Regions from separate parts of the Homo sapiens genome. Here region 1 is linked to region 2. Evidence: chromatin loops called from intact Hi-C (ENCODE). Cell type or tissue: HepG2. All regions are shown on one strand. Each heading gives the region's core, and the rest is flanking DNA. Links, peaks and the distances in the headings are about the cores only. Region 1 overlaps SH3YL1 (SH3 and SYLF domain containing 1). Region 2 overlaps LOC105373324 (a long non-coding RNA gene).

Region 1 (11,528 bases), core at 2,046-10,045, 58 kb after region 2:
CTAAAGGCAAGATCTACGTTAAAGTCACCTTTGTGCACCCAAAGCCACAGCACAATGACTCTTGTATAACAGTCAATCATCACATGAAAGTCCCTACTTCAATGTATTCCTATTTACTGGTAACCTCCATATACGAAAAACAGAAACACAAGTGATTCACAAAAATGAATGATAGAGAGAAAGATAAAGACCAAAACCTGGTGCTTTATAAATGTCATCTAGTTTAAAAACCACCTTATGAGATCCTGAGCTCCAAAGAACATATGTCAAAACTGATATTCAGAATTATAAATATGAGTATGATAAGAAAAAAACAGGCTTATTTTGTTCTCATTTCAAATCAGAAGGATAACGGTTTTTGGAAGAAATGGCACAGAAAATAAATGAGAAAACCTTTGAAGATAAATATCTTTGTAGATTTAAGAAAGTGTCTTATGGGCCGGGCACGGTGGCTCACGCCTGTAATCCCAGCACTTTGGGAGGCCGAGGCGGGCAGATCACGAGGTCAGGAGATCGAGACCATCCCGGCTAAAACGGTGAAACCCCGTCTCTACTAAAAATACAAAAAATTAGCCGGGCGTAGTGGCGGGCGCCTGTAGTCCCAGCTACTTGGGAGGCTGAGGCAGGAGAATGGCGTGAACCCGGGAGGCGGAGCTTGCAGTGAGCCGAGATCCCGCCACTGCACTCCAGCCTGGGCGACAGAGCGAGACTCCGTCTCAAAAAAAAAAAAAAAAAAAAAGAAAGTGTCTTATGAATAGAAAGAGAAGTTTTCATAAATTATAGCAATGACAATTTGTCTCATGTATTTAGAAGAGGCTGAGCACTTATTTTACTCTTAAATATGTTAGTTCTTCTATTTAACTCTAAAGTTTAACAATGTATCTTGATTTCTTAATGATAACATTTAATAATTACTTAATTACAACTGTATTTGAATTGCAACAAAAATATTTACTTTGAGAGCCAGAGTTCAGCTGGACTGGTGCAGATGACTGCTGTGGTCTTGACAATGGCTTTGGAGGTAATTCTTTAGCCTGGGAGAAACAAAAAGATAAATACACATAATTTTAAAATCTTGTTTTTACTTAGGCACATATAACTCTTTTCTAATGAGGTTATGTAGCAAACTTTTATCATGTGTGCTTATTAATGTGGCACTCTCAAAGCTCACATGCACCCCTCTGGACTCTATGTAATTGAACTGGATGACAAGACTCAGATGTGGACAGGGTGTGCTCTTCTCATGCCTGGAAGCTAACCTCCCCCAGGCACCTCTGACCACCTGTGCAAGGTCTTAGGGAGCTGCAGGGACGGTGGTGTAGTAATTGGTTTAGCAAGCAACTGGCAGAGGCAGTGACAGACAAACTCTAGGCTTCAGTTTTTATTCCATGAAACAGGCATCATACCAACTCTGAAAGGTGCTGTGGAACATCATGAACAATGCACACAAATCCCTCGGTGCCCCAAGGCCTGACATACAAAGGCGTCAGTATCTGCAACTATTATTCATATATTATTATTGAGATAAGGTCTTACTCTGTTGCCTAGGCTGAGTGCAATGGCATGATCTTGGCTCAGTGCAACCTCATGGGCTCAAGCGATCCTCCTGTTTCAGCCTCCTGAGTAGCTGAGATTATGGGCACACGCCACCATGCCCAGCTAATGTTTCTATTTTTATGGTAGAGAGGGGGTTTTGCCATGTTGGCCAGGCTGGTCTGAAACTCCTGATCTCAAGTGCTCCACCTGCCTCAGCCTCCCACATATTATTTGTATTATTGATACAACAAAGTTCCATCCTTGGAGAAATGCAATCACAGAGGACAAATTATGTTTTTCCCTGAAATCTGTACAGAGGAAATGTCAAGGTAGCATGACCTTTTCACAAGAATGTGAAGTCAGTGAAACTACGAAGGAGGCTTAGTAGGTTCTTAGGAACCTGATATCAGGGACAGAATGTTCTACAGAAAGAGATTTTCTGAGAATACTGAGTGAAACATAAAACCAAACGGTACAGAAGACTTCCTCTGCTCCCTTGCTGCTTTTCTTGCATTGATTCGTTGTCCTTCATTTTCATACTTTTCAGTAAAGGAATCAAGAATTTCATAAAGATCTTCGGCTTGAGCAGGCCGCGGTGTATCTCCAAATAAAATGTCATAAGCTCGGATATCTTGACAATAAAATCTAATGGGAAATATAAAATTAAAAACATTTTAATATACACAAATCTTTTCTAGAGTTAAACATAGCATGTGCGCACACACGGTGTGTATATATAATCATTCATACATAGCACTTCATATACACTACTTTTTAAACACTAACTTTAAGCAATATCCCATGTTCAAGTCTTAAATGTACCCCAAAGTTCACTTCTACAGGCAACTACCATAAATATCCTTATATGTATCCTTTCTTTATTAATATAAAAAGCACATCCACATTATCATGGAAATACTTATACTTGCCCATATATATACATACACATATTCATATATAAACACATATAAATATACACACAAGCACATACATTTTTATAGGTTTTTACTTTTTAAATTTCTTTAAAAAATGGTACCTATAACTGTGGCTTTGTAATTTCCTTAAAATATTTATTTTTATCAAGATTAAATAAACATTTGCCTTACATGCTTGGAGGTCCTGCCATTCATTAAGCAACATATTTGTTTTAGTTTATCCAGGGTTTAGTTGAACTTTAGTGGGAAGGCCTGCCAACGGGCTCGAACCAGAAGTTTCTAAAAGCATTCTTTTGTTAACTGTTCTCAAATTAATAAAGCCAGGAGTTAACACATCACTTTTGATTTTATAAGATGAATAGTTCTGAAAACCTTATTTTTCCCCATCCCTCCTATTTTCTACCTCTTGTGGTTTATATTTAGCTTTATTAAATAGTGCTGTTCAGTTCCTGAATGACTCGGTGGGGTAAACACTGGATGCTTTGTCTCGGATAGTGGCGGGTCTGTCTGCCACGCGTGGCGAATTTGAATGGCCAATGCCAGCAGTGCCAGCCGATCAAGCTGGCAATGATGGAACTTCTGCAGGTTCTGGAAGAAGTCCTGCTGTCAGTCTTAGCTCTTTATCTCTTTCTGGGCCTTTACACATATTTTAGTGGCAATTTGTAAGAGCCACTTAATTTGCATCTTTGGGAAAAATCAGCCAGATGCCAATTTAAAGTAGAAGTTTCCCTTTACCTTTTAGGATACTTCCAGATTCTTTTTTTTTTTTTAAATCAAACTGTATTTTAAATTGCTCTCTATTTGACATGAGAAAAGACAAAGGTGGAGTGTAGAACAGGAAACCTCACAACAAGGAATACTGACTGACACATGAGTTGTAACTGGTGTGCCTTCCACAAACATCTGAAAATCACTGAAATCGGTGCATCCAACTAAGAGTATTACTAACTTATGTTTAAGTTTCTTTTTTTTTTAATATACTTTAAGTTCTGGGGTACATGTGCACAATGTGCAGGTTTGTTGCATAGGTATACATATGCCATGTTGGTGTGCTGCACCCATCAACTCGTCATCTACATTAGGTATTTCTCCTAATATTATCCTTCCCCCAGCCCCCAACCCCCTGAAAGGCCCCAGTGTGTGATGTTCCCCTCCCTGTGTCCAAGTGTTCTCATTGTTCAATTCCCACCTGTGAATGAGAACATGTGGTGTTTGGTTTTCTGTCCTTGTGATAGTTTGCTGAGAATGATGGTTTCCAGCTATCTTAAAATGCGAAGTGGAAAAAACAGCATTTACAACTGAATATATATGGTGATTATCATCATATATGGCAAAACAAAAAAAATTATGCTTAGGAAAATGTTGGAAGGCAGTAAAGCAAAATGTGAATTGTGTTAGTCTTTTAAAGGGATCGAGTTTTTTTTATTTCTTTTTCATGTGTCTTCTGCATTTTCTACGAGCATATATTATTTGTATATTTAATTTTTAAATGTAAGATACACACTTAAAACCACATGTTGTAAAAAGAATATATAAATGTACTCTGCAAATTATATCAACTTTTGAAGTACTATTTTCTCATCACACTTTCAATTAAAATCACTTTAACTTGAACTGACTTTCTATTAGTTTCTTTCCTTTCAATCAAACAGCTCCCTTCTAAAGACACGCCTGCAAAGAGTCCCCTTGACTTGCAGTACGTGAAGACGGCAGCGGAGCTTCTCAGGGCCACGTTTCCTTCCAAGTTCCTGCAAAGCACAAGATTTTGCATCACAAAGCTGTGAGCAGCTCCAAGCCGAGGATCACTATTTAAATAGCACTCCTTCTAGCTCAAATGAATTATTTTGTTCTGTACCTTCTTCAGCTGTTTCTATGTTTTACTTACTGTAGGCCTAAATTAGATGTTTTAATGTGGCCTAGAGGAAAAACAGGCCGGGGGAAGAACATACATGAAATTATTACAGAAGGCTCTGGTAACATAGAACTGTGTTGAAAAAGAATACAGTGCAGCATGTGTAAATATATTTTAAAAATTTGTAAATCTGACATTTTCCAACCGGATCTTCCTCTCTTAAAACTGGGAAATACATCTCAAGAGTGCTAAAGAATTTGGATTATTTTTGCATTGAGTATTTTCATGGAACCAAGAAACATTTTTAGATGATTTTACTGTGTAACTTCTATAAATAGTGTGGGTATAAAATATCTCTACATTGCACAATTAATCCAAGACTAGCATTTCATTAATAGAGAAGAAAAATACACTTTAAGTACTGTAAACACGGCTCAAAAAAAACACATCCATATCCAATTTTTATGATTTACTTTGAAAAAAGCTCTTTCTTTCCTAATCGAAGCTTAACTTTATCATAAAATCTGACTTGTGTTTGGCTCTCTCAAAGCTTAAGGTGGATTTTATGTTCAAGTCTGACAGATACAATGGCCTATGCTTCCAAAACATTTCATTATTTCTTGTGTGTTCTGGTTTCAGATTTTCTAGCTTATCTCACTGGCTGTGTTTTGTGAATTTCCTATTTGTGATGACCTCAAATCTTTCGGGCATGTATAAATCTGGGGATGTACAAATCTGTTCATTTTAATTCAAGTTTCCTATTAATGCAAAATAAAATATGCAGTTGTTAAACCTTTACTGTCTAACATCTATTTAAAGAACTCACCTTCCCAAGGGCCCAACCGCCACAGTCAAGTTCCCTCCGAGGGTCAGATTTCCGCCTTTTGCAAAAGCTTCTACAGCACGGTCATAATTCAGAATTATCACCAAGTCTGATACCTAAAGTGTAGAAACCCATGGATTTAAAAATCGTTAAGACTAAATATCATTTAAAATTCATCTTGACTAACACTCAACTACACCATATGCACTGTAGCAAAACATCAATAGAGACAGGAAAGAACGTGAGACAAGAGCCATATTTTTATTTTGAGCTGATGAATTATGAAGCCAATATTGCCACAGGTAATTACAACAAACCTCAGCGAGCATTTACTGTGCACCATGTGTATACTATGAGGTTTACCTGCATCATGTCCTTCAATCTTCCACACAACCTGGTCATGTAGGTGGTGATCCTAAGGTTTAGTGGGGTTAGGTAAACCGTCAGTGCTAACAAGTCAAACAAAGGTTGTTGGAAGGGATCCAACATGCTCTCTGATCTCATCAGACTAAACTTTGTAAAAGCCAAGCCCGAAGAGCACAGCACCAGGGACGATGGTGCTGAAGGTCCTGAGAGCCTTTCTACACTCTCCTCCTGGCCAGGGGTGTGCTCCTTACCAGGAAGCTGTGAACCTGGGCCACTTCACTATAGGTCACAGAAGCTCAACACACCAGAAAGCAAAGCAGTTTCCATTAGGAATGCCTATTTCCATGACTTAATTTTTCTTTTTTTTTCCTTGAGAAAGAGTTTCACTCTTGTTGCCTAGGCTGGAGTGCAGTGGCGTGATCTGAGCTCACTGCAACCTCCGCCTCCCGGGTTCAAGTGATTCTCCTGTCTCAGCCTCCTGAGTAGCTGGGATTACAGGCACGTCACCATGTCCGGCTAATTTTTTGTATTTTTAGTAGAGATGGGGTTTCGCCATGTTGGCCAGGCTAGTTTTGAACTCCTGACCTCAGGTGATCCACCCACCTCGGCCTCCCAAAGTGCTGGATTACAGGCGTGAGCCACTGAGCCCAGCTGACTTAATTTTTCTCTAAATAAAAGAAGAAACTACAATGAGATTCAACTGAATGCTCAAGGCAGGTCAACACAGTGAAAGCATTTGTTACTCAAATTAATCACTGCAATGTGGAAGTCCAAAGTTAGAACTGAAAAATAATATGACCCATCAAATGAGAGGCAGCATGGGTCAGGGGAGGCAGCATGGGCCAGGGGAGGCAGCAGCATGGGCCAGGGGAGGCAGCATGGGCCAGGGGAGGCAGCATGGGTCAGGGGAGGCAGCATGGGCCAGGGGAGGCAACAGCATGGGCCAGGGGAGGCAGCAGCACGGGCCAGGGGAGGCAGCATGGGCCAGGGGAGGCAGCATGGGTCAGGGGAGGCAGCATGGGCCAGGGGAGGCAACAGCATGGGCCAGGGGAGGCAGCAGCACGGGCCAGGGGAGGCAGCATGGGCCAGGGGAGGCAGCATGGGTCAGGGGAGGCAGCAGCATGGGCCAGGGGAGGCAGCAGCACGGGCCAGGGGAGGCAGCATGGGCCAGGGGAGGCAGCAGCATGGGCCAGGGGAGGCAGCATGGGTCAGGGGAGGCAGCAGCATGGGTCAGGGGAGGCAGCAGCATGGGTCAGGGGAGGCAGCATGGGCCAGGGGAGGCAGCATGGGCCAGGGGAGGCAGCATGGGCCAGGGGAGGCAGCAGCACGGGCCAGGGGAGGCAGCAGCATGGGTCAGGGGAGGCAGCAGCATGGGTCAGGGGAGGCAGCATGGGCCAGGGGAGGCAGCAGCACGGGCCAGGGGAGGCAGCAGCATGGGTCAGGGGAGGCAGCAGCATGGGTCAGGGGAGGCAGCATGGGCCAGGGGAGGCAGCATGGGCCAGGGGAGGCAGCATGGGTCAGGGGAGGCAGCAGCATGGGCCAGGGGAGGCAGCATGGGCCAGGGGAGGCAGCATGGGTCAGGGGAGGCAGCAGCATGGGCCAGGGGAGGCAGCAGCATGGGCCAGGGGAGGCAGCATGGGCCAGGGGAGGCAGCAGCACGGGCCAGGGGAGGCAGCAGCATGGGTCAGGGGAGGCAGCAGCATGGGCCAGGGGAGGCAGCAGCATGGGCCAGGGGAGGCAGCATGGGCCAGGGCACCCCTGGGTGTGAAGAACCAATGTCCATCCCAGCTCCGCTTCTCGAGAGCTGTGGACTTTGGGGTCTTTTAACCAGTCTTTGTGTCTCTGACTGTTCTGTGTTTAAAATTTGCTTACTAGGACCTACACCTCATGGAACTACTGTGAGAATCAGATATAGGCGTCAAGTGTACCTGGGAAGTTGAAACAGTGCTGGCATGGGGCTAAGAATTTGGGCTCAAAATTAAAAATAGTTAGGTGGGAACTCCATTACTCCCTTTTGCATGCTGTGCGACCTTGGGCAAATCACTGAGCTGCTGAAAGCTGCAATTTCCTTCTCTGGAAAATGGGTGTAATAATAGTGGCACACATTCAAGGCTGTTTACGGATGAATTGAAATCAGTTCAATAAAACATGCAAAGGTCAAGCAGACTCGTGCTTAAAATATGCCTTCATTATACAGTTATTCACATTTTTTAATCAAATCAATGCTCTCAAGTCAACATTTTTATATGAGTGACAGAAAAATCCTGTTATAACCAAATGAGATTATACTTGAAAGGCCCTAAGAGAGTTCCTGATGCAAGTATGTTCTTAATAATGTTCAATTTGAATCATTTTATGAAATAAAATACACTTCAGATCTGTAGGTCAAACTAAATCTACCAGAGAGCTGACCCACACAAGATGCTTCAGCTTGACGCTTGCCAACTGTTCATTTTATTTTACATATAGACAATTTCTGAGGGTTATGGTGCTGAATGGCAGATAATTATTTAGCTTTTCTTATGCAAAGTTAAGCATTTTCACCAGTGATTGTATAACCTGTATCTTGTATGTATTTTTAGATAACAAATTTGCCTTCCATAATGCTTCCCACATTTCCCACTCGGAAAATACAAAGTACTACCCATGACCTTGTAGCTACACTGGTTCTTATGTTCCGCTTCTGCTTGGTACATCGTGGTACAGTTAAGTAAGGCCAAGCTATGAGAGGCAGCTGAAGGAAAAACAAAGTCTTTTGATTTTTTTTGGTCTGATCTCTCTTTAGTTCTTTTGAAATAAGAATAAGAGAATATTGTGTTTTTTGGTGACACTACCAATTAGCCCGAGAACCAGGTCAAAAGCTCTGCAGACAGCTTGGCGAGCATGTGAGCAGCAATGGCCCTCAGTTTATTTCCACAGCTTAGAAGAAGGAGCAAGACAGATTTCCTGCAGGAATCTGGAGGAGCTGAACAACACATTGGGACGGCACTCTCAGAAAACCCTGTAAGCATTTGATAAGACTTCTTTAGAAGTCTGCATTAAAACTCAACTACATAACAGTCTGATCGAAGAAATAAGACTTGTGTTTTATTTATAAGATCAGTAGGGTGAGTATGGTTCACAATAATCTATTGACTATTTCAAAATAGCTAGAAGAGAACTTGAATGCTTCCAGCCTAAAGAAATGACAAATATTTAAGGTGACAGATACCCCAATCAGACTGATTTGATCTTTACAAATTGTATGCATGTATTAAATTATTACAAGTACCAGGAAAATATGTAGTCCACTATAAATCAAAAAAAAAATTAAAAAATAAAACTGAATAACTCAGATGCAAGTGTTTCAATTAAATAAATTCTTAAACATTAGAATGTGAAAAACCACAGCTGCCATGCAGGGGAAGCTGCGGGAGAGAAATGTCCCTCTTCTCTGCGACTGAATTTCCTGAAAGCAGCTGCTGAGAGGGTACCACCCCATCTCCCTCTTGTGTGGTCAGCCTGCTTCACACCCACACAGCTGAGTCCCGGGCTGTTGTCCTGTCAGAGCATCACCCCCTTCTGGATGATTGACTGCTGTCAGCCTTCAAGCCCCACATCTGGACAACCCGCTAAGAAAGCTGGGCTTCCTCCTCCACCCTGCCGTTCTCTCACGCCACTCTTGGGCTGGCCTTGGAGCCTGCCCCAATCTCCCTAAAAGCCTCACTACATGGGGAATAAACCTTTTCCTCCCTCCTTGTGTGTGTGTGTGTGTGTGTGTGTGTGTGTGTGTGTGTGTGTGGCATGGCCAGTCTCAATATGTAAACCAAGCTTAAGTGGAGCGTCCTTCCAGCAACAACACCCCCTCCATTCCTCAGACCAACAGATCTTTTCCTTACATCCCATTCTTAGGGGGCTTAGAAACTGGACTCTGATCTCTAACAATAATTTATCCTCAACTTAAACCCAAATACCTTCCTCTTCAGTAAAGTGAAAGGGCCCATGTAAATTCTCCCTGGAAAAAGCAGTCGTTTTTGTTTTTTCAAATTCCAATCTTGAGTAAAAGCCAGACTGCTCTGGCTTGATGACCCAGTGTGAGCTCTAGCTCTGGAAACACAGCAAAGGACTGTACATGTCCAAAGCCAAGCCAGCAGCAGGACTTTCTGAGCTTTGGGCTTTGCTACAACTGTCATCCAAAAAGAAACCGTTAGTGGTATTTAAAGCAAATGTAGCATTGTCTTTCCTCAGACCACTGACTTTCACGACTTCACTTCTCACAATCTCAACTCTCTTTACTAATCTCTCTCTCTTTACCACAAAAACTTCCCCCTCCCCCAAATTAATCCCTAATCCAGATACACGTATTCAGTCACTAATTTAGACAATTATTCAGTACCTCTGATGTTCCAAGAACCAGGGAACTCTCCACCCTGTAGAATCTGGGAGTCTAAAGGTTGAGATTGTCGAACATAAATTAACCCCACGCCGGCCTTCTGGCTAAGCTTAGGGTCACTTACACTTATGCCCCTGGAAGAATGAGTCTGACATTCACTCTCCAGTGAAACCACAGCACGATGCAATAAGCTATCCAGGAGCAGCCTCAGACAGCAGTGGCTGTTAAGCAGCATCCTTTGCACAACTAGACCTTGTTAGTTAAGAGAACTGACCTTAAGAACAGGCCATTAATGAACACACAATTAAGACTGCAATCTTTTTCCACCAGGATTCTCTAGGAGAATTAAGCACGAATGTCCTAAGGCATCCATTGCAACTAATAGGTTAGCATCTCCCCAGATATTCTAGAATAATAGTACAAATAATTAAGAAGGTGGTACTCCAATCCCTTTCTGTGTTTGGAAGGTCAGATGAAGAACCTGGAGCAAATGTAACATTTTTGCAGCACTGGATACACCACGTGGAAGGTACGGGAGATGTCCGGAGAAAAACTGAGACTGACCCAGGCAAAAAACAATGCGCCACAACTTTAGCCCAGAACAGGCAAGCTTTGTTGCCAGTCACAAATATCAGAAGTGAAAGGGGGTATTTAAGGACCATTTTATTCAACTTAAAAATTTTTTATTTTACAGATTTGATTCAGGAAGATTAAGTACTTTGTTCACTGTTCTATAACTAACAAAAGAAGAGCTAAAACTTAACAATTACAGTTGAATCTCCATCCCACTGTAGAATGTATCTACAAATCAGAATGACACTGCAGTGGTGGCATAAAGAGGCCACAGACCCTCTCCACAGCAAAATAACCGTAACTGGTAAAAATTATTTTAAAAATTAACACTTCTGGAAATTGTCCTAAGGGCATATGGCAAGTGAAGAAAATGAAGACACATTGATTCAATGAACACTATTAAATATTGGTAAGGAAGAGAGAGTTGGTGACATTTGAGCTATAACCTGTGCCCCGCTGCAGGTCAGCCTGATGGAAGCTCCTCTTGGGGAAGGGGGTTTGCAAGAACACAGACTTCCTTCCCCCAGCCCCTGGTCAGGGCTGCAGTATATCCACAGGAGAGGCTTCTGCCAGCATTTCTCTTCCCACAGCTCCTTGTACAGAAGCTCCATTCCAGGCAAGAGCAGCTGAGAGGTCTGGAGCTTCCTTCCTCCACCCAGAACCCATGTGTAAGTGAAGGCTCCAGCCTAGCACAACAGTCCAGGAGCACCAGGACCCCACTCACTCTTGCCCCAGTTCACCTGTGGGGCAAAAGCTCCACCCTGACAGAGGCAAGCCAAGCTACTACACCACCCAAGGCTGCAGGGATGTCACTCCAAGAGAAGGGAGCCACTGCCCCAGCCTCCAGCTCTGGAGCAACGGCACAGAGATCTTGGGCAGACAGAGAGACAGGCTGCAAGAGCAGAGAGCTCCAAAGCTCTCCCCAAGGGAAGTGAAAGCTTTTGGAACACAGGGTGGGGAAGTTCAAAGGTGCTGTCAAAAATGATGCTTTTGGTGATAAACAGGTAAGATGAGGTATTTAGCTCCATGACAGCAACAAGCTAAACCATTGGTGGTCTAGAAAATTATCAG
Region 2 (11,528 bases), core at 1,286-9,285:
GAAAGAAATATGACCTTCTTGCATCTAAATATTGTAGAAGAATTAATGATCGCAACCTGGATGTTTTACATTCTGAGATGCTATTAAATCAATATTAATCATGAATGTATTGATAATTTTTTAGAAGAATAGAAGAGATCTCATCATATTAAATGAAGTATATCAATTATAAGACGCATGCTAACTCCAGAAAAAGCAAAACATGAAAAAAATGTGTCTTAGAATGGAAAAATGCAGTAGTTAAACTATTTTTAACTAGAATTTAAATGCAACATTTTAGGATATGAAGCCCTCAACTCATTTCGAAAACTACTGGCTCAGATGACCTCAGCGATAGGAAACCTCTAAAAGATCATGAGTCTAATCAGATAATTTTCTGTGCCTTTGCCTGAGAGTCTAGCTGAAAGTGGTGCCGTTTTTACAGAAAAGGAATAACGTGTCCTGAACTGGGAACCCTTCACCGGCCACCATTCCTGGAGGCGCTTCACTGTGGAGTTTTGGTCACCAGAGGGCTCCAGGGGACTACTGGGGAAGGCCAGGACATGGAAGAGGGCCTAGAGCCAGGGTTACCCGGGAGGGGGTGGACCCATTTTGCCAAGCACCTGAGGACCAGGCCATACAGAATCCTCTCAAAACCACCCGCACACTAGGTGGGAATAAAGGATAAGAGAAATTAATGTGTGCTTAGCATGTGAGAGCCGACATTCATAGTCAGGCTGAGCAAAGAAATTCATACAGAAGGATGAAGCGCACGTTATGAGACAAAGAACACCCAATTATAAGACAGAAAACCTCGGTTCTGGGAAATTCCTGAACTGTTTGCCCGTCCATGAAAGAGTAATAGTGATACCACCTTCTCCACTTTTTCTTGTAACAGAACTGCCCGTTTCTTTCATGCTCACAGCTAAGTGTTTAGTAGAAATAATTGACAAATATAAGGTCATTTCTCTTACACAAAAGGTTCAAGAAAACTGAGAAAGATTTAAAAATTCCCAAATGAATGATTTTTCAAGGCACAATATCTTAATTTACATAAAGAGAAATAATACATTTTGTCTTAAATAAAGATTTGCCCACATCCTAAGTGTGGCATTGTAGAGTAGTTAAGATATTTCTTCAAAAAAAAATTATATCAAAAAATCTGTACTTTTTGAGTGGGGATTATAACACACAAACCTGGTGCAATATATTTAAAACAAAGCAGAGATTAATTAATAATTAATGATTCCCCATCACCATTTTCAGAAAACCCAGTAACTTAGTGCCTTAAGATGTTCAAATCATCCCAAAAAGTTGAGTTATGAAATATTTTCAAAACCCTTTCTCAAGCTTTGCTATTCTAGCTTTAGCTGGAAGAAGAAGCTTCCAAGTTAAAGATGGTAGATGAAATACTGACCCAGTTGTTTCCTTTCCCTCCCAAGAAACCATGATGGTTATCCATCATGGAGAGAGAACAGCAAAGACAAAAATTGATTTGGTGGCCTCGCATCCGCGAGAAGGAGCATCATCTGTGCACCTTCCTGGGGGTGAGGGGCGGAGAAGTGAGGCAGGCGTCAGAAAACAGGAGGGTCGATTAAAATCTGTACATTGACAGTCAACCCTCATTATCCTCCCTCACCGATGCCTGCACCCCACCCCTCGGGTAACCAGTGAGTAGAACACCAACAACCAACAAGCAAGCAGCTGCCTTCCAGAGAGGAGAGGAGAAGGTTTTCTCCAGAGAAAGGAAACCATTGAGACCAAACGCATCACTTACTAACATGTGGAAACCCCATCGACTCCCTGAAGCAAAACCTCTAGATGAGCCTTTCACTAATGATAACACAGACTCATTCTCCTTCTTCACATGTCACTATTAAATGTGAACAGTGAAGAATCACCTCGAGATGAGCCTTTCACTAATGATAACACAGACTCATTCTCCTTCTTCATGTGTCACTATTAAAGGTGAACAATGAAGAATCACCTCTAGATGAGCCTTTCAGTAATGATAACACAGACTCATTCTCCTTCTTCATGTGTCACTATTAAAGGTGAACAGTGAAGAATCACCTCTAGATGAGCCTTTCACTAATGATAACACAGACTCATTCTCCTTCTTCATGTGTCACTATTAAATGTGAACAGTGAAGAATCACCTCTAGACGAGCCTTTCACTAATGATAACACAGACTCATTCTCCTTCTTCATGTGTCACTATTAAATGTGAACAGTGAAGAATCACCTCTAGATGAGCCTTTCACTAATGATAACACAGACTCATTCTCCTTCTTCATGTGTCACTATTAAATGTGAACAGTGAAGAATCACCTCTAGATGAGCCTTTCACTAATGATAACACAGACTCATTCTCCTTCTTCATGTGTCACTATTAAATGTGAACAATGAAGAATCACCAGACATTTCAGGGAAACCAATCCCAATGGGAAAAAAGACCAAGGTAAACTGGGAGGCAGAATGATTGTTGAGAACCTAACATTGTAGCAAAATAAGAAATAAGAGTTTTATATCATCATTCACTTAGTGGTAGTGTCTGGGGTTTCACTATACAAATATATCACTTTGATATATATATATATATATATATATATATATATATACATATACACACACACACACACACACACAGACACACACACACACACACACACACACATATATATATATATATTTTTTTTTTTTTTGGCGGAGTCTCAATCTGTTACCCAGGCTGGAGTACAGTGGTGTGATCTTGGCTCACTGCAACCTCTGTCTCTTGGGTTCAAGTGATTCTCCTGCCAACTTTTGTATTTTAAGTAAAGACGGGGTTTCACCATGTTGGCCAGGCGTGTCTTGAAATCCTGACCTCAGGTGATCTGCCTGCCTTGATCTCCCAAAGTGCTGGGATTGTAGGCATGAGCCACCATGCCTGACCTGACATAGTTTTAACTATTAGAAGAAACCACAGGAAGCTACCATTTGAATAGATCAAACATTAGCAATATATTAAAATATCAGCAATTTCATATGCTCAAGATTATTTTTTAAAAAATAAAAAGAGAAGAGAATTGATTCAATTTCTAGGCCAGCAACCAAAGAAAAAGCAAGAAATGGAAGATTTTACAATTATATAGTAATAGCAAGATCTTACATTTCTATTGAGTTTTAAAGATTACAAAACACATCAATATACATTGCCTTGTTTGATCTTTAAACAACTCTATAATTGTAATTAATATATCTAAAAATTGTAACTCTTGAGAAATCCAGGACGAAACAAATGAAGCCTAAACACAGCTTTAATTTGCCAAGTAATGGGTGGAGAAGGGATCAGAAGCTGGGCTGACTGACCCCACGTCCTCTTCTTCCATTACTTAAAAGAAGTCAGCCAGCACAAAACCTTGGGAAGGACCTGAGATAAAGGCAGTGGGAAAAGAGCAGAGTCAAGGATGATCTATAAACAGAGGTAAAAGAAGGAATGCCTTAAATACAAAAACATATGTCCACAGAGCTGGGAGTTGTACAAAGCCATGTAATTAGAGAACATCATGTTGACAGCAGACTCTTGACCTGGGGGAAAAACGTTCACGACACTGACTCCAAGAAGGATAAACTTGAAGGATTCCAGATGTGAGGCAGTCAAAGCCTCACTTGGAAGCACTGTACAAATGTTCATGTCAAGAACTGAAATGAATTTATACCCACATAAAACTACATGTAGGGGAAGGCTTACTTTGTAAGATGTTTCCGGACACTACATTAGCAGCTGTACCGCACACACTTACACAACACAAACACAGGCAAGCTTGTCACCTGCACAGCTGGAGGGTTAGCCTGGACAGGGCGATTACAGTCTCTCCTGAACCTCTTCCTTCTCGTCCGTGACTGAATCCTATTCACATGCTATAAGGACCATGGGCTTGTGGAATCCAACTTAGCTTCCTTTAGAACCAAAGGATGCCTCTGTGACACATGCAGAAATGACTTCCTTTTATTTTTCATTCAGTCCGTAGGAAGAGAACAGCTGCAAGAGAGAGAAAGAAAATGTACACGGTGGCTAGGTGGAGACGGCACCTGAAGAGTGAGTTTCATGTTTAGCCCCAACAGTTTATAAACATTCATGTGGTGATTAAAGATATTCCCCAAAACCAGAAAACACAACTGAGTCAGCTTCTGTTAGTGAGCATCACGCTGCAACCCAGGGGCCAGATGTCCTTGGAAAAGATCAGAGACATAACACAAATGAGTCAGCTTCTGTTAGTGAGCATTGCGCTGCAACCCAGAGGCCAGATGTCCTTGGAAAAGATCAGAGACATAAAACATCGCCGCCTCTGTTTATGCAACTTACTGAAGTTTACATGGAACCCCCGTGCCCTCCCTGCGTTTAACCTTCTATGCAAATGACAGAGACTGTCACTAGAGAAGGAGCAGTAGATTCTCATCCAGTTCCACAAGTCAACACGAGCATTGTCTCACTCCCCATGTTGACAGCTGCAGAGGATTTTCCATTCCCTGCCCCTACTGCTTCCAAAAACATCGGTTTTACATTGCCATAGCTAATGTTAACACCTCCTAGAATAAAGGGGGAATCACCACCGAGTGTCAGTTCTGGTTCAGACTGTGGAGTGAGGGTGTTATTCTTCTTGCATAAAATGTAGTGACTCCACATTGCACCAGTGGCTTGGTAAAAAAGACAAAATTTCTAGGGAATTAGTATCGATTATTTTTAACTATCATAACCTTGGCTTTATTGACACTTTGTATTAAACAGATCTCACTTGCCAAACGCCACAGGATGCAAGCCAACAGACGGGCCCAGAGAGCTCTCGTGAGCCGGAACTGTCACATAAGAAGCAAAACCACGAGAGAGAGAACACCACCCACATCCAACACAGCATAGCCACCCTGAAAGCCTCAGCATGTAAACTTTCGTGGCACCACCCTTTCTTTTAGAAATGTGTTTAGATTTTATAGACTTTTGCTAGACTTTGTTATGTAAGCTTTATGTACTGAAAGGTCTTAATTAAAGATTTTTAAATGTTGAGTAAAATGTTCACCAGTATAGTTTGTAATATATATATAACAAACCTGTCATATAATTTATTTTCTTTAAAAACAAGGCCCTTATACAAATTGCCCATGGAACTTTTATTTAGAATTTAAGGTCATTTGGGGCTTAGTGTCATATAAACAAAATTCTCCCAATTGCTAGGGTCCTCTTGGGGTGCTGCATTCCTGCGAACCATGATCATGCCAGGCTTTGTCAGTGATTGGAAAAACAGATCCTTCTCTGTCTGGGAGCTCAAATGCCTAGGGTGATGCCAGATCAAGTTTTCATTACTGAGTCATACATTCCTAAATTCAGTGTATCTCAGAAAAACAGACATACCTTTAACTCACAACAGTTTAACCTGACAAAGGTCTCAAATACTTCTATTGCAATAAAAATTGTGAAAAGGCTATCTTGCTAGAGATCTCTGACTCAGAGAAGAAAGTGAAGGTTGGGCATGGTAGCTCATGTCTGTAATCCCAGCACTTTGGGAGGTTGAGGCAGGTGGATCACTTGATGTCAGGAGTTTGAGAGCAGCTTGGGAAACACAGTGAAACCATCTCTGCTAAAAATACAAAAATTAGCTTGGCGTAGTGGTGCTTGCCTGCAGTACCAGCTGCTTGGGAGGCTCAGGCAGAATTGCTTGAACCTGGAAGGTGGAGGTTGCAGTGAGCCAAGATTGAGCCACCACATTCCAGCCTGGGTGACAGAATGAGACTCTGTCTCAAAAAAATAAAAAAATAAAAAATAGGCCAAATAAATAAGAGAGAGAGAAAAGAAAGTGAAGAATCTCAGTGACTGCAGCATTTTGGAACAGAATTTCTTTCAGGGAGGAATAGGGCACTGAGTATAAAAAGCAGCAGTGGAAAGAATTGCACAAACCCCTTTTCCATGCACTAGGTCTCTGGGTATAACTTTTATGAAGTTTAATTTCCTTCTAGTTGAATAAAGGTAGCAATGTGTTGCCTTTTACGTTGTGTATGAAGAGCCTAGAATGATGATCGACACCAAAAAGGAGTCAGTAATTTGATCCATTCACTCTTGGGTGCTGAGCTCCTCAGGGCATAGGCAGGAGGCACAGCTGGAAAGCCACCTGTGGGTGCACAGGTGCTGCTGGAGAGCAGAGTGAAGGAGGAAATAGGACAGGTGCTAAGGAACATGCAGGTGGAGCTGGAACACAGAGTGCAAGAGGGAATAGGCCAGGTGCTAAGGAACATGCAGGTGGAGCTGGAGAGCAGAGTGCAGAAGGGAGTAGGTCAGGGGCTAAGGAGAACACAGGGGCAGCTAGAGAGCAGAGTGCAGGAGGGAATAGGACAGGTGCTCATGAAAACACAGGGGAACCTGGGGTTCAGAGTAAAGGAGGGAATAGGACAGGTGCTAAGCATAATGCAGGTGCAGCTAGAAAGTAGAGTGCATGAGGAAACTAGAAGAGATGCTAGAGGAACACACTGAGATAGGTCCTGAGGGCTCCACTGAACCATACTTATCACTGCGTTTCAGAGTTCTTTCTTCTCATGCATCTATTTAAAAGGTGATCATTTGTGCACACTTTCTATCCTGCAGTGTAGCCATTTTAAGTATTCCTAACTAAATTGAGAGCAATTTAAGAACAGATGTCTTCTTGCACACACATGTTTATAGCAGCAAAATTCACAATTACAAAAATATGGAACCAGACTAAATGCCCATCAACCAACGAGTGAATAAATAAAATATTATATATATTATATATATATATGTATACACACACACACACACACACACACACACACACACACCATGGAATACTACTCAGCCATAAAAAGTAAAAAAATAATGGCATTTGCAGCAACCTGGATGGAGTTGCAGACCATTATTCTAGTGAAGTAACTCAGAAATGGAAAAGCAAATACTATATGTTCTCACTTATAGGTGGGACCTAAGCTATGAGGATTCGAAGGCATAAGAATGATAAAATGGACTTTGGAGACTTAGGGGGAAAGGTGAGAGGGGGTGAGGGATAAGAGACTACACATTGGGTACAGTGTACACTGTTTGGGTGATGGGTGCACCAAAATCTCAGAAACCATCACTAAAGAACCTACGCAAGTAACCAAAACCACCTGTTCCCCAGAACTATTGAAATAAAATAAAATAAAAATAACAGATATCTTATTCCTTTGGTAGTCCCCAGGGCCTAGCTCAAGAATTTACTAAATGCTTGTAAAATATAAGAATAAATGGAACAACTGGGTAAGCACAGCTCATGCAGAGACATCCAGCCGTTTCAGAAGTGTTAAGGTTCAGAGCAGTGGGCCCTGCGTAGGTCCTGGGTCATGGCATTTCCAGGAGGCACAGCCGTTTCAGAAGTGTTAAGGTTCAGAGCAGTGGGCCCTGCGTAGGTCCTGGGGTATGGCATTTCCGGGGAGGCACAGCCATTTCAGAAGTGTTAAGGTTCAGAGCAGTGGGCCTTGGGTAGGTCCTGGGTCATGGCATTTCCAGGAGGTACAGCCATTTAAGAAGTGTTAAGATTCAGAGCAGTGGGCCCTGCGTAGGTCCTGGGTCATGGCATTTCCGGGGAGGCACAGCCATTTCAGAAGCATTAAGGTTCAGAGCAGTGGGCCCTGCGTAGGTCCTGGGTCATGGCATTTCCAGGAGGCACAGCCATTTCAGAAGCGTTAAGGTTCAGAGCAGTGGGCCCTGCGTAGGTCCTGGGTCATGGCATTTCCAGGAGGCACAGCCATTTCAGAAGCGTTAAGATTCAGAGCAGTGGGCCCTGCGTAGGTCCTGGGTCATGGCATTTCCGGAAGGCACAGCCATCTCAAGCCTCCTTATTTATGGTGCGTGCTCTAAACCTCACACAGCACAGGCTTTTCTTTAAAAACATCAAGGTGAAATAAACCACATATTAATCTAGGTGGGCAATTAGAGAACCCACACAATTTAGTTGTATAATAGTAAACTTCTGCTGCATATTTAAAGGAAAATAGATAATATACTTTTTTTAAAAAAAGTGCAAATTATTCCACTATTTCTGAATACTCACTGCTTCCCATTGGAGAAGATGTAACCTAAATTACCACCCCATCTTGAGAAACAATTGTTCTCCTTTTATTTCCTTTTTATTTTCCCTTTTTTCTATTCTGGGCTTTTAATAATGCTTAGTCATATGATTTACTTAGATAACTTCAGGAACCAGCCTTAAAAAACTAAGCATAGAATCAAGGTTGCAGATTACCCCACCCTGGGAAGAATTCTGAGCAGTGAGTCTGCATTCCTGTTGCAGTCAAGCTGATGCCAGGGAGACCATCAGGTGACCATTGCTCAAGACAGTCATTGAGACCACACACACTGACCCACACATGGTCAAGCCCTGCACATAATTTCTCTACATCCTCCCCCCACAAAAACCTTCCAGCCAGCCTGAGAAACTTGAGATGTTCTTTGCAACACTGGTCTGCCATCTTCTCAGATTGTCAGATTTTGGGTAAACCCACTTTTGTTCCCACCAACTCTTGTCTCTTGAGTTTGGTTTTCAAGCAGCAAGCAGCCAAACCTGGGTTCAATTACAATTTGTGGCACCCAGCATGGTGCTGTGCACCTCAGGTGATCTAGCCTGCCTAGTTTTCAGTGGGTGGAGAAGTTGTCCTAAGCAGCATGTCAGAACTTACCCATTCACGCTACTGGGCAGAGCAACAACTTGCTCAAGAGTGCCAGCTGATCATGGCTATCTGACCCTGTGGCTGGGGCCAGGATTCCAGGAACGTCCCAGCAGCTACCAACAACTCTTTTTCTTGGAGATTTTCCCTTTTCACCCCTACGAGGCATCAGCTGCCTGCAACTCTCAGCTGGTGCAAGAAAAAGTGGTATCTGAGGAGTTGATGGCTTCAAGACTGGGTAAGTCAAGCAAATGTGCACAGTGGGATTCTCTCTCTCTGACATTTGGGCTTTAGTGCCATTTGGACCTAGCACAGGTCGTTTGTGGTACCAGATTGTGTGAGATAATATTCTAAAAACAAATACCTAATGTTAAATGACGAGTTACTGGGTGCAGCACACCAATATGGCACATGTATACATAGGTAACTAACTGGCACATTGTGCACATGTACCCTAAAACTTAAAGTATAATAATAAAAAAAAATCTCTCCTGTCTCCCTTTTTGAGTATTAGTTTGGGAGTCCTCCATTTGTGTCAGTTTCCATTTGTTTGTTATTTAATGGTTTAAAAACACGGGCAAATTCAAAGGCATGCCAGGTTTTTTCTTTTTGCACATGTTTTAAAACGAAAGGACAAATTACAGTAAGAAAAATTTAGAACTGAAATGATTAACCTGCAACTTTAGAGTTAAATAGAGTCCTCTGAAGCTCTCTATGTCTATTTCTTCATTTTCTTTTCTGCCTGCTTTGAATATGCTATATAGTTATTAAGCTACTGGTGTTGAGATAAAGCTCACTACAGTACTACTAATTCAAGGTTATTTGGATTTTTTAAATACATTTATCCAGTTCAAGCTAAAATGTAAACATTAAAAGCTCATTTAAAACAGAAAGAAGAGTTAAAAAGATTTTAAAAAATTGAACTGCCATGAAAACTGCTTTACCCAAAATTGTGGTCCATAGCTTTTATTGGATTTACCCACTGGGGCAAACAAAATGTAGCCATTTGGACAGGTCCCAATTTTGTCAAAAATAATTTGGGTTCATATATCTTTTATATGTTCATGAGTTTGTGATGCTATCTAATGGCTAGAGTTTCAAGGTAAAAGCTATTGGATCTTTGCTAGTGTGTGTATACATGTTTAATGTGTTGATGTATATGTATGTGTATTATGTTGTGTGTTGTGTCTAGCATGCTACCAAATTAGATTATAAATAAATGCTCATAAATCAAATGAATAAGTTCAAATGCTTTTCAAGTTCATAAGACTTAAGAAAATCTTTAATAAATAAAATGCTTTTTAAATTATTGGTACAGTAAAAATAGAACTGTATTTAGAATTGTCAGCATATGTTTTTGCCTGGGTTTAATGGTTATTTTGTATTTGCCTCTGCTGGACATTTTAGGGTGTCAATGTTTGGCATGTGAGTTATAGGACTGGAAACCCAGCCAAAAACAGAATAATCTTTGTTTCTGTGATTGTTTTTTGACAAATGAGATTGATTTAAAATTGTTGGCTCAATAAAAACAGCTGAATCTTCTGAGTTATCAGCAAAATACCTATCTCCTTTAACTTTAGAATTCTTACTTTGGTAAAAACTTGATGTTCACAGGTTTTAAAAATGGCTAACAGAAATAACTTTAAATAATGACTAGATTTTTTTCTGATATCTTAATTTTCAGAAGTAATCTAGATAGGCTGTTAAAAATGAAAGAATTGAGTACACATAAATGAGATAAATGCTTGTAGGTAAACTTTTTGCATAACTTAAAATCTTAAAATTATTTTCAATTAAATAATGGATGCTCATTGGATGTCTGGATCATGTTCAGTTAAGAAAGGGTTACAATATAGAGACATAATTTCTAAAAATTGTAGAGTGGTTTCATCTATAAAATCCTAACATCTTATAGACAGTTCAGGATTTCTTGCTTCCTGGTTTGAACTAAAATTTAAAGTTACTAAAATAAGAAGTATAGTTAATATATAATTATGCAAGTTGTGTTCTTATTACAAATAATAATTTTATGCAATTTGGAGGTTAAGAATTATTTATAAAAAAGATAAAAAGAAATCAGTAGGTAGAAGAGACAGTTGTGAAAAAATTATAGATATGAAGATATATTTTTGGTAAGGAAGGTTATTAAAAAGAGAATAATTTTGTGTGAAAAAGAATCTTATATGGCAAATTTTTGTTCTGAAGTAAAATCACTGATTATTTTTAAAAGAGGGACATATAGAACACATCAAGAAGTCCAAGCATGTTGTCAATGGTCTCCATAAGTCATAATGAGGTTTGTAAAAGAAAATTTACAAAACAAATTTTATATGTAATTAAGTTGGCTACAACAAAAAGAAAATTATTTATAGTAGTCTTTCTAAGATTGGTCCCCTACTGTTAAAACATAGTTTTCTTAAGTTATTAACTTACTCTTAATAAAATTACAAGAGGTTTTGATTTTAATTATATAACCTGTTTCCTTTTGAAAACTTCTCAGATTCATATCTCAGATTCATATCTCAACTGTTATTGTGTCTTGCTGCTTTCAGTTTTTTCTCCCTTTGAGAAGCCCTAACATGATAACTCTTTCCTAAAACTTTTTCATTAGCACCAGTAACTTTTCCTCCAGTTCTGACTGTTGTTGTGGCCTAATGTTGAAATACTTTATCTTAAATGTCTAAGAAAGTGATGTTTTACTGCAGTATAACTTGCTTTTGTACTTTTGGCTTTTCTTGATATGTCTGAATTGTTCCATGTAACCAGAAAACTCCTCCTACAGTTACTAAGAGTCATGTATTTCTCTGCTATACTCATAACTTTGAACACTCTCTTCCTGTGTTTTATTAAATTCAAGTACT

Evidence for each region. Peaks named below come from ENCODE experiments on the same cell type or tissue, not always from the same donor. Only the 100,000 strongest peaks of a DNase experiment are listed, where the experiment ranks them.
Region 1: it touches region 2 in a loop (2.7-fold over the local background); 4 of 110 quality-filtered maps call a loop at or near these places.

The regions. Positions count from the first base shown.
Region 1 is chr2:229,011-240,538 of GRCh38, forward strand. SH3YL1 (SH3 and SYLF domain containing 1) reads right to left here. Exons shown (of 10, transcript NM_015677.4): 5 at 5,150-5,262; 6 at 4,091-4,219; 7 at 2,013-2,181; 8 at 956-1,034. Among named protein-coding and RNA genes, the nearest start is that of SH3YL1, 29 kb to the right of the region's middle. RefSeq lists a silencer at 8,906-9,106. In HepG2, for the core only: no CTCF peak of the experiment used is centred there; a DNase peak (open chromatin) is centred at 5,621.
Region 2 is chr2:171,766-183,293 of GRCh38, forward strand. LOC105373324 (a long non-coding RNA gene) reads right to left here. Exons shown (of 4, transcript XR_922689.3): 2 at 3,793-4,003. Among named protein-coding and RNA genes, the nearest start is that of SH3YL1, 87 kb to the right of the region's middle. In HepG2, for the core only: no CTCF peak of the experiment used is centred there; DNase peaks (open chromatin) are centred at 3,856, 4,306, 4,796 and 5,316; H3K4me3 peaks cover 1,588 bases.